Regions from separate parts of the Homo sapiens genome. Here region 2 is linked to region 1. Evidence: read pairs that join two places in POLR2A ChIA-PET (ENCODE). Cell type or tissue: HepG2. All regions are shown on one strand. Links, peaks and the distances in the headings refer to the core of each region. The heading gives the core; the rest is flanking DNA. Region 1 overlaps GNG7 (G protein subunit gamma 7). Region 2 overlaps LMNB2 (lamin B2).

What was found. Peaks named below come from ENCODE experiments on the same cell type or tissue, not always from the same donor. Only the 100,000 strongest peaks of a DNase experiment are listed, where the experiment ranks them.
Region 2: POLR2A ChIA-PET joins it to region 1 with 10 read pairs; 8 of 35 experiments call an interaction of 5 or more read pairs at or near these places.

Annotation. Positions count from the first base shown.
Region 1 is chr19:2,584,487-2,592,129 of GRCh38, forward strand. All of the region lies in intron 2 of GNG7 (G protein subunit gamma 7), which reads right to left. Among named protein-coding and RNA genes, the nearest start is that of MIR7850, 42 kb to the right of the region's middle. RefSeq lists an enhancer at 2,815-3,758. In HepG2, for the core only: no CTCF peak of the experiment used is centred there; DNase peaks (open chromatin) are centred at 3,155 and 3,885; H3K4me3 peaks cover 759 bases.
Region 2 is chr19:2,437,457-2,444,715 of GRCh38, forward strand. It overlaps LMNB2 (lamin B2), which reads right to left. Exons shown (of 12, transcript NM_032737.4): 2 at 6,948-7,084; 3 at 919-1,075; 4 at 707-832. Among named protein-coding and RNA genes, the nearest start is that of MIR7108, 6.1 kb to the left of the region's middle. RefSeq lists enhancers at 3,689-4,190, 4,191-4,690. In HepG2, for the core only: no CTCF peak of the experiment used is centred there; no DNase peak of the experiment used is centred there.

The sequences.
Region 1 (7,643 bases), core at 2,655-5,154:
CTTGGGAGGCTGAGGAGGGAGGATCACTTGAGCCCAAGAGGTCAAGGCTGCAGTGAGGCATGATTGCAACACTGCACTCCAGCCTGGGCGACAGGGCAGACCCTGCCTTAAAAAGAGAGAGAGAGGGAAGGAAGGAGGAAGGAAGGAAGGAAGGAGGGAGGGAGGGAGGGAAGGAAGGAAAGAAGGAAGGAAGGAGGGAGGGAGGGATAGAGGGAGGGAGGGAAGTAAGGAAGGAAGGAAAGAAGGAAGGAAGGAGGGAGGGACGGATGGAGGGAGGGAGGGATGGAGGGAGGGAGGGAAAGAAGGAAGGAAAGAAGGAAGGAGGGAGGGAGGGACGGAGGGAGGGAGGGAAGGAAGGAAAGAAGGAAGGAAGGAGGGAGGGAGGGAGGGAGGGATAGAGGGAGGGAGGGAGGGAAGGAAGGAAGGAAAGAAGGAAGGAAGGAAGGAGGGAGGGAGGGAGGGAAGGAAGGAAAGAAGGAAGGAGGGAGGGAGGGATGGAGGGAGGGAGGGAAGGAAGGAAGGAAAGAAGGAAGGAGGGAGGGAGGGACGGAGGGAGGGAGGGAAGGAAGGAAGGAAGGAGGGAGGGAGGGATGGAGGGAGGGAAGAAAAGAAGGAAGGAAGGAAGGAAAGAAGGTAGGAATGAAGGAAGGAAGGGCCTTGTTCTTAGAAAATATCCACCAAGATCTTTAGGGTTAATGGGGCATGATGTCTCCAACTTAATTTCAAATGACTGGAAATAAATTAATATGCATACATGCACAATTACATACATATAATTCTGTGTATACATAACTGCATAATAATATATCTAGCATATATGCCATATAAGTAACTATCTTTCTGCGTATATATAGATATATACATACATATCCACCTGCAATTTATACATAAATACATAGACACACATAAATGTGTATACACACACACGGTGAACGATGGAGTGAGAGAATAATAAAAGAAAAAATAGGGCAAGGCAAGTGTAAACAGTTGGCATATTTGAGTATAAAGAGTATACGAAGTGCCTGCGGCTATTCTTGCAACTTCTCCGTAAGTTCAAAAGTATATTGAAAACAGCCAGTTAGAAACAGGCAGCCTGGAAGAGATTTTAACAGTCTTCATCTCCAGATTGGGATTACCAGGGGAACTTTTCCTTTTAAAAACAAAATGGAGACATCATTCATATACCATAAAATTCACCCTCATAAAGTGTAAAATTCAGTAATTTTTTTTTTGAGACAGAGGCTTGCCCTGTTTCCCAGGCTGGAGTGCAGTGGCGCGATCTCGGCTCACTGTAACCTCCGCCTCCCGGGTTCACGCCATTCTCCTGCCTCAGCCTCCCGAGTAGCTGGGATTACAGGCACCCGCCACCACGCCCGGCTATTTTTTTGTATTTTTAGTAGAGACGGGGTTTCACCATGTTGGCCAGGATGGTCTCACTCTCTTGACCTCGTGATCCACCCGCCTCGGCCTCCCAAAGTGCTGGGATTACAGGCGTGAACCGCCGTGCCCCGGCCAAAATGTATTGATTTTTCAGTATCCCTTTTTCTTTAAATCTTTGTGAGTTTTCTGAAATATTTTTTCAGCAACAAGCCAGTGTTACTTTTGTAAACATAAAGTTGTACGATTTTGATGATGAAAAACGGAACTCTCACCCCCTTTGTAGACTTGTGGAACCGGGGCTGGCTCAGCACAGTCTTGCAGCCGTCTTGATGGGGTGAGATCGGGGAGGATCAAGAGCTCCCACCTTCCACTGCCCCACCCTCCAGCTTTGCCCGCCCCAGCCCAAGCTGTGTGGCAAGACCCCTTGTTGGTGCAGGTGCTGGGGGCTGGTGGCTGCTGGCATTCCCACCTTCTAGAGTGACTTTCACACTCCCTGATGAGTTTCCCATTCCGCTCAGCAGGCCCATAAATTCAAAGCGAGGGCCGCAAATGGGGAATCTGGGATGGCGCGTCTGGCTTGGGGGGCTGGGAGCCAGCGGGCCCAGACAAGCTGCTGGTGACCTCGGTCCCCCAAGAGCTCAGCTGAGGCTGAAAGGGAAGGATGGGGAGGGAAGGACACTCACACACTCTGGAAATGAGGGCAAATCCCAGCCCTGACATTTGACAGCCAAGGGCTCAAATGAAAAAGAAGGTAGAATTTACACACACGCACGCAAGCATCCCTCAATGGGAACTCACAGTGAATATCGTGTGTAGATCCAGTAGAATGTCACCTTGGCCGGGTGCAGTGGCTCACGCCTGTAATCCCAGCACTTTGGGAGGCTGAGGTGGGCGGATTATTTGAGGTCAGGAGTTTGAAACCAGCCTGGCCAAAATGGTGAAACCCTGTCTCTACTAAAAATACAAAAATTAGCCGGGTGTGGTGTCACGTGCCTGTAGTCCCAGCTACTCGGGAGGCTGAGGCAGGAGAATCGCTTGAGCCGGGGAGGCAGAGGTTGCAGTGAGCAGAGATTGTGCCACCGCACTCCAGCCTGGGTGACAGAGCGGGACTCCATCTCAAAAAAAAAAAAAAAAAAAAAAAAAGAATGTCACCTTGAAATCATAATGACAGTGGAGAATCCTGGCATCCACTACCACGCAACACCACATCCGGCTAATTTTTGGCCCCAGACGTCACCCGATGTCCCCCAGGGGCTAGGATCAGCCGCAGGTTAGGACCCCTGGGTTGGAGGTTTCACCACGGAGAGTTGCGGCGGCAAGAAGACACCAGGAGGAAGTGACCTGCACACAATCACCAGATCGTCCCTGAGCATCTGGCTCTAGGGTCTCTGCCTGGACCGAAGCATTCCCAGGTGCAGACCCAGGGGTCTCTCCTGTCCCTCCGACCTCACCTGCGTACCCTGCGTTGCTTCCTCTGCCGGGGAAGCTCACCCACGTTCTCAGGTCCTGGGCGGAAGGGCAGAGGGCTCCCCGGGCACAATGTCTTCTGATGAGAATCACAGCTGCTGAGATGCAACTGCAAGGGGCTGGGAAAGTTCCTGGGACCCAAAGGAGCTGTGAGATCTAGCGCCTGGGATGGCAGAGGCTCTGGCCGGTGAGGACAACAGCCGGCGTCAGCTCGGGGGTCGGTACGCAGGCGGCCACCTTGTAACGGCCACAAACGGGCTTCAAAGGGGAGGCAGGCCTGGGCTGCTGAGTCACCCGGGCCTCATGCAGTTCACAAAAAGCTGTAACTCGAGGCAGCATCACACCGACCGTGGAAGCATGGAAGGGAGGGGGACGCTGTCTCAGCCTCCAGGAGCTACCTGGCAGGCTGAGGCAGGAGAATCACTTGAACCTGGGAGGCAGAGGTTGCGGTGAGCCAAGATCGTGCCACTGCACTCCAGCCTGGGCGACACAGCAAGACTCTCATCTCAAGAAAAGAGAGAGAAAGAGAGAAGGAAGGAAGGAAGGAAGGAAGGAAGGAAAGAAAAGAAAAGAAGGAGAGAGAGAGAGAAGGAAGGAAGGAAAGAAAAGAAAAAGAAAGAAAGAACAGGAACAAGATAAGGGTGGCCACTCTCACTGTTTCTATTCAGTATTGTTATTGCAAATTCAAGCCAGGGCAACTGGGCATGAAAAGGAAATGAAAAGCATCCAGATTGGAGCAAGAGAAGAAAAACCATCTCTCTATTTGCAAACGGCCTGTTGTGGTGTAAAAGGTCCCCGGGTACAATTTGTGCAGCAGAAATACGGCACTTCACAGGCTGCTTAGAAACCTAGCAAGTCCCTTGAGCACAAACTATTTTCCTAAGCTTGGTGGGGGCGTGAGAGGGTGGCCGGGGACTGGTGACAATGTTGTTTGTGCACTGGGAGAGTCCGGCTGAATTGCAACTGGCCTTTACATCCTAATCAGCTCCCTGAGGACAACCCGAAAGACATCAGATTAAAAAGTCACAATGAGATAAACCAGCACGACGCGGCTCTCTGCAAAGCGACAGGTAGTAAACAGACCTTAACGCACGTCATGAGGTTTGTTTTTCTTTTAAAAGTCAACAGCTGGTGAATCGCACAGGGCCGGGCAGGGCGGTCAAAGGGCCCGTTCCCCCGGCTGGGAAAAAAGCAGGAGCCCAGGGCGGCGGCAGCTGGACGCGGGCCCCGTGGAACTTTCTCCCGTCAGTCAGGGGCCGTATTTCTTAGCCATCCTCCTCTGACCTTCATTTCAAACCGCCTGCTGACGCATCTAACCTTGGCCCGTTCCGTGGGAACTCCAGACTCAGGGTGACCAACCCCAGCTGGGTTACCCAGGGTTGTCCTGGTTGGAGTGGCTCCAAGTCCTCAGACCCAGCAAACCCAGGCTTGCTGATCACACCGCAGACCCCACCAGGTGGTCATCTTTCTGGGGAAACTGGCTTCTTTTCCTCCCCGACTCCCTTGCTTTGTCTTCGTGGTGGCACCTCTCTTCCCAGGTGCTCAGGTGTGACATCAGCCGTCCCTTGCTGGCCCTGGTGCCAGCTGACTCCCAGGTCTCCTTTCTCTTCTTTAAGATGGAGTCTCCCTCTGTGACCCAGGCTGGAGTGTAATGGCGCGATCTTGGCTCACCACAACCTCCCCCTTCCAGGTTCAAGCGATTCTCCTGCCTCAGCCTCCCAAGTAGCTGGGATTACAGGCATGAGCCACCACACCTGGCTAATTTTGTATTTTTAGTAGAGATGGGGTTTCTCCACCTTGGTCAGGCTGGTCTCGAACTCCCAACCTCAGGTGATCCGCCTGCCTCAGCCTCCCAAAGTGCTGGGATTCCAGGCATGAGCCACCACGCCCGGCCGTCTCTTTCTTCTAAGATGGAGTCTCCCTCCGTGGCCCAGGCTGGAGTGCAGTGGCGCGATATCAGCTCACTGTAACCTCCGCCTCCTGGGTTCAAGTGATTCTCCTGCCTCAGCCTCCCAGGTAGCTGGGACTACAGGTGCACTTTTTTTTTTTTTTTTTTTTTTTTAAATAGCAGAGATGGTGTTTTGCCATGTTGAACAGGCTGGTCTTGAACTCCTGACCTCAAGTGATCCGTCCGCCTTGGCCTCCCTAAGTGCTGAGATCACAGGCATGAGCCACCATGCCTGGCCTCCCAGATGTCATTTCTTGCAGCTCTCGGAGTCTTCCACGTGTCTCTGGATCTTCCTGTGTCATTCCCACCTCCGCTGTTTGACTCTGGTCCCCTCCTCCCATGTCAGATGATGGCAGCAGTAAGGAAATGATGCCTTGATTTAGCTCTTTTAGGCCCTGCGCGTAGGGGGTTGTACTAAGTCCAGGAGCATTTAAAACCTCACTGCATACGCACTACAACGTGGATGAACTCCGAAAAATCACACTCAGTGAGAGAAGCCAGACAAAAGGCCACACAGTGTGTGATCCCATTGACATGAAATGTTCAGAACAGGCCAGTCTCGCTCTGTCGCCCAGGCTGGAGTACAGTGACATGATCTCAGCTCACTGCAACCTCCACCTCCCGGGTTCAAGCGATTCTTCTACCTCAGCCTCCCGAGTAGCTTGAATTACAGACATGCACTGCCGTACTCAGCTAATTTTTGTATTTTTAGTAGAGACAGGGTTTCACCCTGTTGGCCAGGCTGGTCTCGAACTCCTGACCTCAAGTGATCCACCTGCCTCGGCCTCCCAAAGTGCTGGGATTAGAGGTGTGTGAGTCACTGTGCCTGGCCTTTATAGCATATAATTTTATCTCAATAAAGCTGTTAGGAAATAAACTATAGGTAACAACATTATCAAGAGGTTGGGCCTCTTATCCAGGTGGATTTTTCAAATGAATCAGTTTTTAAAAGTACCATTAAAAAACAAAACTATAAGAGGTAAGGCAAAAAATAGAACAGGTAAAGAAAATGGGTCAGTCTTCCTTTTTTCTCTATCGGGCACATAACAATTTTCCATATCTTATAGATAAAACTGAGGCTTAGAAATGGTAGAATTGTGTGAATTATATCTTGATAAAGCTGTCGTCTATATCTATGTCTCTATATCTATTCATCCATCCACCCATCCATTCACTCATCTATCCATTCATCCACCCATCTGTTCATCCATCCATCCATCCATCCATCCATCCACCCACCCATCCACCCACCCAACCAACCATCCATCCATCCGCCCACTCATCCATTCACCCATTCATCCATCCATCCACCCACCCACCCACCCATCCATCCATCTATCCATTCATCCATCCATCCGTCCACCCACCTATCCATTCACCCATTCATTCATCCATCCACCCATCCATTCATCCATCCATCCATCCACCCATTCATCCATCCATCCATCCATCCATCCACCCACCCATCCACCCACCTAACCAACCAACCAACCATCCATCCATCCACCCAACCAACCATCCACCCATCCGCCCACCCAACCAACTATCCATCCATCCACTCATCCATCCACCCACCCATCCATTCACCCATCCATCCATCCACCCATCCATCCATTTATCCATCCATTCATCCATCCATCCAACCATCCATTTACTCATCCATCCATCCATCCACATACATACATACTAGAAATGGTAGAATTGCAACTAGAATTCAATATTTGCAAATCCTGGTGCAATAAATATTATTCTTACTCATTTTAAAATGTTAATATCTACTTTATTTTTCAAAGTTGAGCACGATATAAGTATGTTGTTCCTTGGATTCCTGATGCTCTCAGTAACCTAGCAACTCAGCACCTCACAGAGAACAAGAAGAACCTCTTGCGCGGTAGGTTTGGCTTGCAAACAAGCCGTTCCACGCTGGAAGGCTGTGTCAACCGATGATGTGGAAGAATAATCATCCCTCCTTGCTGTTTCTTATGAGATTTGTCAGGCATACTCCTACTTGCCAATACTATTTGCCAACATACTACTCCGCCTCCTCTCTGTTTCCTCTCTTGTAAGATGGCAATAATGCATGCAGGATGATTTCCATCCCTTTCTTTAAACCTTTTGGTATTTTTAAGATTTTCTAGTATGTCACTGTTTTCGTAATTTGAAAATAAAGGGTTTTTTTTTTTTTTTTTTTTTTAAGGGAGAGATTATAGGGGACTGAGTGTGTGGCCTTGAGTTTGTCTGTTTCCAAACTCCCTATTGAGGCTGTTCAACCAAAGAACCAAAGTTGGGGGAAAGTCTATCCCAAGGCTCCAGCCCAAAGGAAGCTCTCTTCTACAATGGGTGTGTTAGGATGGAGGAGAGCCACAAAGCCAGTAAAAAGGCACATAGCAAACTGGAAGAAAATAGTAATATGTAGCATATGTAACAAAGTGTTAGTGCCTGTCATATGTAAAGAGCACCTACAAATCAATAAGAAAAACTCAATAGCCAAATAGAAGATATACAGAGGTACTTAGTGCAAAGATACTAACAATCAGAAAAGAAAGGAATAGGTGACTGATCTCACTGATGGCCAAATAAATGAATATTATAACACCAAAGAGACACTAATTTCACATAACTGGCTGGCAAAACTTTTAAATTCAGTTGATAACCATTATGGCAAGGCTGTGGGGGAACTGGCATTTTCACTCACTGTTGACAGGAGTTCAAGTTGCTATAAACTTTGTGGAAGGTTATTCGTCAATGATTAACAGAATTGTAAATGCCACTATCTTCTAAAGCTGCATTTCTGCTTTTAGGAATTTACCTCCTGAGATATTTAGACAAGGTCAAAAGTGATGTATAC
Region 2 (7,259 bases), core at 1-2,500, 150 kb before region 1:
CAAGCTTTTAGAAAGGCAAGAAATCAAAATAGACCTTCCTTGACACTGAAGAGATATGTTTTGGCTGGGCATGGTGACTCACGCCTGGAATCCCAGCAGTTTGGGAGGCCGAGGCGGATGAAGCACCTGAGGTCAGGAGTTCGAGACCAGCCTGGCCAACGTGGTGAAACCTCGTCTCTACTAAAAATACATAAATTACCTGGGCATGGTGGTGCACGCCTATAATCCAGCTACTCGGGAGGCTGAGGCAGGAGAATTGCTTGAACCTGGGAGGCGGAGGTTGCAGTGAGCCAAGATCGTGCCACCGCACTCCAGCATGGGTGACAGAGTGAAACTCCATCTCAAAAAAAGACGTGCCCACATCCCGATCCCCAGCAGCTGTGAATGGACCTTATTTGGAAATGGGGTCTCTGCAGATGCCATTAGGTCACTCTGGATGATCCAGGCAGGCCCCAAATCCAATGACAAGTGTCCTTGTAGGATACACAGAGTATGGACACAGGGGAGGCAGCCGCGGGAAGACAGAGGCAGACACTGGGGAGACGCAGCCGAAGCCAAGGGCACCCTAAGAGGCAGGAAGGAGCCTCCCTAGAGCCGTGGGAGGGACCCCGGCCACACGGTGCCCTCAGGCTTCCGCCCTCCACAGCCATGAGGGTGGACTTTGCGTTTCCGCTGTGCCAGGCTGGAGGCCAGGCCACTCACTCACCTCCTCGAACACACTCTTCCGGAAGTCCAGCTCCTCCTGCAGGCTCTGGCAGCGGTTCTCCAGGTCCACACGCATCAGCGTCTCCTTCTCCAGCTGCTTTTTGGCCACTGCATGACCGTCCTCGGCCTGGGAGACACAGGACAGCGAGCTGGTGTGACAATCTGTCTGTTGCATATACCCTGCTGGGGCGTCCCGTGGCTCCTGGCACCTACCTTGGCCAGCTGGGCCCGCAGCTCAGCCACGTCACTCTCCAGGCCGCGCTTGTCGCTGAGGGCAGCTGCCAGCTCCACCTCGCTCCGGTGGAACAGGGACTCCAGGTCCTTCACACGGCCCTGGGCCACCGTAAGCTCGCCCTCCCTCTTCTTGGCGCTGAAAGTCAAGAGGGCAAGTGAGTGGGGAGGGGCAAGGTCCATGGGGCCACAGGGAGCACCTCAGGGGGCGTCAGGCAAGCCCAAAGACAAGGTCACCGAGGCCTCCGAGCCCCAGACCTTCCCGTCCTGCAGACGACGCGGCCCCACGCGCCCAGGCAAAGGCACACGTGCCCTCATCATCTGCCCTGCACTGTCAGGAGTCCAGCAAGTGACAGGCACCAGCGCTTGGGACCACCCTGGAGGCATGGGCTTTCCCAGCCTCTCCTGCCTGTTCTGGACCCAGGACGACCATTTGGGGAGAAATTAATGCATCCTCTGTAAATGTTACAAAGACCCTGGCCTTTGAAGGGTCAGCCTTGTTTGTAAACTTAAGCTGTCTGAAGCAGGCTCACCTGGTTTTCCACTAAACCAAATTAGCTCCAACATTAGATATTTAAGATAGCAAATACTCAGGCTTTTTAAACACACAAATACTACCAGTGTGGATTGTAGGCACTTAAGCTTTTTTTTTTTTTTTTTTTTTTTTTTTTTTAAGAGACAGGGGTTCACTTGTTTGCACAGGCTGGTCTCGAACTCCTGGGCTCAAGGAATCCTCCTGTCTCAGCCTCCCAAAGTGCTGGGATTACAGGTGCGAGCCACCGCGTACGGCTGACTCTTAAATGTTTTTAAGCATAATTATAAGTCTTGGAGCTGAATTTTACCCCCTCCCGACAGGGAACTAACTATATCCTCCCAAGAAACAGTGAGGACACCCAGGGTTCCGCAGCGTCACAACTGCTGACATCTGGGGTGGTCTTGAGTGAGGGCACCCAGGGTTCTGCAGCGTCACAACTGCTGACATTTGGGGTGGTCGAGTGAGGACATCCAGGGTTCCGCAGCGTCACAACTGCTGACATTTGGGGTGGTCCTAGGCACTGCAGGGTGCTGAGCACTGTCCCTGGCCTCCACCCACTTCAGACCAGGAGCTTCTTGCTGCCCAGTTTTGACAACCACAAGTGTCCCCAGGAATCACCCAGTGTCCCCTGGGGACAGAATCACCCCAGGATGGGGACAACTGGGTGTATCTGGAATAACACAGCCAAGGCTGCTGGCTGGACATTCAAAGAACATCCACATCCAGGCGGCTCGAGCCCGTGGCCAGAGGTCAGAAGTGACAGGGACCTCTCCTGCCCAGCAGAATGCACTCCCGACTCTCCCTAGAGCCTTTTTTTTTTTTTGAGTTGGAGTTTCGCTCTTGTTGCCCAGGCTGGATTGCAATGGCGTGATCTCGGCTCACTGCAACCTCCGCCTCCCGGGTTCAAACAATTCTCCTGCCTCAGCCTCCTGTGTAGCTGGGATTACAGGCATGCGCCACCAGCGTCCGCTAATTTTTTATTTTTAGTAGAGATGGGGTTTCTCCATGTTGGCCAGGCTGGTCTCGAACTCCCAACCTCAGGTGATCTGCCCGCCTCGGCCTCCAAAGTGCTGGGATTACAGGCGTGAACCACTGCGCCTGGTCCCCCAGGGCCTTTCAAAAGACCACCTAGGCATTTGCCCAAGAAATGAAAGTGACCCATAGCTGAAAGTGACCGTATGTCTGTCTAAGTATATCTCCATCAATAACTGTATTTATCTATATAATCTATGTCCGTATATATCAATTCTACAGATGGCTGTATCTTTTTTTTTTTTTTTGAGATGGAGTTTCGCTCTTGTTGCCCAGGCTGGAGTGCAATGGTGCGATCTCGGTTCACTGCAACCTCCACCTCCCGGGTTCAAGCGATTCTCCTCCCTCAGCCTCCCAAGTAGCTGAGATTACAGGCAAGTGCCAGCACGCCCAGATAATTTTGTATTTTTAGTAGAGACGGGGTTTCTCCATGTTGGTTAGCCTGGTCTTGAACTCCCATCCTCAAGTGATCTGTCCGCCTTGGCCTCCCAAAGTGCTGGGATTACAGGCATGAGCCACCGCACCCAGCCTTACAGATAGCTATATCTATCTATTGCTCTATCTATTACTGTCTATCCATCTACCCATCATCCATCCATCCATCCACCCATCATCCATCCATCCATCCACTCATCTGTCCATCTATCCATCCACCCATCATCCATCCATCCATCTACTCATCCATCCATCATCTATCCATCATCTCCATCCATCCATCCTTCCATCCATCCCTCAATCATCTATCCATTCATCCATCTACTCATCCATCCATCCATCCATCTATCCACTCATCCATCCATCATCTATCTATCCATTATCTATCCATCATCCATCCATCTACTCATCCATCCATCATCCGTCCACCCATCCAGCCATCCATCCATCATCCACCCATCTCCCTCTCTCTCTCACTAGCTGCCAAGCTCTCACTCTCTGTGGGACTCTTCCTTCCTTCCTTGTGTGACCCGGGGAGGGAGGGCTGCCTTCCCAGCTCACAGTGCCCTCCCTGCCTAGGATCCGTAATAAATCTTCAAACTTGTTTCCTATCGCTGTGCTGAATTTGCGCCTTCTGTCAGAAGAACCAGGAGCTGCCCCAGGCTGGGATCCCAGTGCCAGAGCGATGGTCGGACAGGCATACCCTGGACACAGGTCAGACACGAGCTACGGGGCAGCCACTGTGTAAACAGGTCTCTCGTGTGAGGGGTCCCTGGTCGGGGGTCAGACAACCAGGTCTAAGGCCACCTGCCAGGTAAAAGCATCCGTGCCGGGTACCCTGAATCCCGGGTCTGGCTCCGGTTGTGTCCCGCCAGGGCAGGGCGGCCAGCCGCTCTGGCGCTGGACCTGGTGTAGCCAGGGCTCTCCACACACTAGAGGTGTGGCATCTGCTTGCTTTTGAGAGGCGTGAAGGCCAGAGACTTCGGCCACAAGGCTGATGCACCCCTGTCCGCAGCCCTCAGGGACACTAAGCTCTACTTCCCCACATGGAGCAGATCTCCAGCAGGGTCTGGGGTGCAGATCCCGCATCTCTGAGCACATGCCACACAGGCCAGGCCCTTTCGCTCAGAGGGCTGCGAGCCCTGCGGCCCTGCTGGGGATTTTTGCAGGGGTTTGGGGGAAGGTGGAATCTGTTGGGCAAATCCCGAGTGCCCGCTGTGTGGAAGGCACCGCTCTCACACCAGAGGTGCATCTAGAACCCTTGCCTTACACTGCGGGACGTCCTTGCGGAGGGAGGCATCAGCGACACAGGCTGCCTACCAGACAGGAGGTTGCCTGGGGGCAGGGCTGGAGTGGGGCTGGGAGACAACCCTGGGGGCAGAGACCTGAAGGAGCAGTGCTGGAGGAGCCAGGGCCACCGCTGCTGAAAGAGCCTTCCAGGCAGGCGAGCAGCAGTGCAAAGGCCCAGGGGTGAGGTGGAAGAGGCAGGCTGCAGACCAGCTCAGAGGACTGGAGCGGAGATCGGGGAATCCGGGAAGCTCCTCAGCAACTCGGTCTAAACCACAGGGTTCCGCAGGACTGCAGGGCACACCCAGAAGGCAGGGTGCGGGCTCCCAGGGCTCAGACCCGTTTCCTAAGCGCCAGGTGCTGAGTTAGAATCTTCAGCTGGGTGCCCGGGGTTTTGTGGCAGGCTCTGGCTTGTTAGGTCCTGCACGCTGCTCCCAGTGTTTCTCTCATTGTGGGGTTTTGGAGATAAATTTGTTAGGATAAGAAAAACATTAGGCTTGGCCCAGTGGCTCATACCTATACCCAGTGCTTTGGGAGGCTGAGGTGGGAGGATCACTTTAGCCTGGGAGTTGAAGACCAGCTTGAGCAACATAGCGAGACCTCATCTCTACAAATAATAAAAAAATTAGGCCAGGCATGGTGGTTTACATCTGTAATCCCAGCACTCTGGGAGGCCAAGGCGGGTGGATCGCTTAAGTCCAGGAGTTTGAGACCAGCCTGGCCAACTTGGTAAAAAAATTAGCTGGGCAAGGTGGTGTGAGCCTCTAATCCCAACTATTCAGGAGGCTGAGGCAGGAGAATCGTTTGAATTTGGGAGGTGGATGTTGCAGTGAGCCGAGATTGCACCACTGCACTCCAGCCTGGGTGACAGAGCAAGACTATGTCTCAAAAGGAAATAAATAAAAAATAAAAAAAATTAGTTGGGTGTAGTGGTGCATGCCTGGGGTCCCAGCTACTCGGGGTGGGGCTGAGGCAGGATCACCTGAGCCTGGGAGTTCGAGGCTGCAGCGAGCTATGATTGTGCCACTGAGCTCCAGCCTAGGCAACAGAGACCCTGTCTTAATGAAAAGGAAAAGACGGGCCTCTCTGTAGATGCCACGCACTGCTCAGGAGATTGTGAACTGGGAATTCCTCAACACCTAGGGCGGGCACTGTGTACCATTTTCTTTTTTTAATGTTTTAATTTGAGGTGAAATTCACATCCTGTACATTTCAACATCTTAAAGTGAACAGTTGAGAGGCGCCTGGTGCGGGGCCAGCAGCAGCTCTGTCCCATCTGCACGGTGTAGTTCTGACATTTCAGAGCTCCGTGCACCCCTGACCAAGCTCTAGTCATCCCACAGCCTGCATGGCTCCACTGATGAACCTGCTTATTAAACACGGTGGGTGCTGGAGGTAGACAGCACAGAGCTGCTGCCTGAGCAGGTCCCGGGGTGCACCTGTGCTGTGTGGGATGTGCTGAGAGTGGGCAGCCTGTCCTGGCTGGTGCCTGGCCCCAGGGTCCCCGGCTCATGGCCACCATCAGGGCACAAATGGTCCCTCCTGGAGCCCCAGGCCCCGGGCAGGCGGGCGGTGGTCCCTGGGCTGACCTGGAGGGTCTCCTGTTGGGGAAGGGAAGTCAGCTCTCCACGGGAGCAGCGCCAGCCCAGGAAGGAGGAGGGCGTCGGATGGAGAGGTCACCTGCAACCACGCATGGGGGCCCCGGCACTGTTGGACACAGGGTCCCCGGTCATTCCTCTGGCCACACTCCAACTCAGGGACAACGTGGATTCTCAAGCCACTGGCTGCTGTCACCCCCGTACCAGGTGGCCGAGGTGCCACCCCTCCTGCCAGCAGATCCCTCCATGCTGAGCCAGGCCTGCGTGGCTCTGGGAGAATGAGCAGTGTGGGAAGACCCTGACCCACCCCAGCCTGAGGAAATCCGAGGCACCTGCAGGTGCCTGAATGCCGGTGGCCGGAGACCACGGAAGACAGTGTCCACACGCAGGGCACCAGAGACCTCGCTCTAGCTGGAGCCTCACATCAAGAAAAGCCTTGAGCTCAGTGTTTCATTGGCCTCCTGGCTCCTCTGAATAAATATTCCTTTTGTCATCATCGTTCTGTTTAAATTGCCGCCCAACCACATCCCACGCCCAGAATCAGGCAAGACTCACTGCCAGGCTGAGAGGGGAGATCGTTTCTGCCGATGGACACAGTTGTCACCCAGAAGGACTTTGCAGCCAACCCTGGGGCAGCCCAACAACCCATGAGCACCCTGGTCACACACCACACACCCGAGCGTCCCAACAGCTGGGACAAAACCCCGGCACCAAGAACATCCAACCACAGGGAAATGCCTACGATGGGGCCTGAGGTCAAACGCGTCTCACGGTGTCCACTGGGTGCCGCCCGGGGTCTAGGTAAGCATGTGCAAGCGCGTGTGCACACTAAGGAGACAGGCCAGGCTGACCAGGAAGCCCTCTCTGGGGAGGCTCGCGGGAGATTTTACTTGTGAGCTTAAGCTGCCCTGCGCTTCCTGCTGTCCGATGTGAGCATCTATCACTTTCCTCAGAACAGAAAAAGTGACGTGGCAGCCACTGGTGGGGGAGAGAGGATGGGAGCTGTGAGCTCCAGGCTGTGCCCGTATCAGAGCATGCCCCGCACGAGCCCAGCGCCCACCTGCCCCCGTCCACCCCGTGGTGCCAGGATCAGGGTGACGTCGTGCCCAGCCGTGACCACTCACCTCTTGTTGACCTCGTCCAACTCTGCCCTCAGCTTCCCAATCTCTATCTGCAGCCGGGCACGCTCTCGAGCCGTCTCATCCAGGACTCTCCGGGCATCGGCCAGCTCCGACTCGTACAGCGCCTTGATGCCACTCACCTGGGGAGACCCAGGACAGGGTGAAGCGAGAGGGACCCTTCCCCTTGGACTACAGCAGTCAGGGGGCCCGGCCACTGGCCCTGCTCAGATTCCCAGGGACTGGCACGCAGAGAGAGAGGATGGCAGCCTGGGGACACTGGGACACCCTGTGTTGCCCATCTCACAGACACAGCAA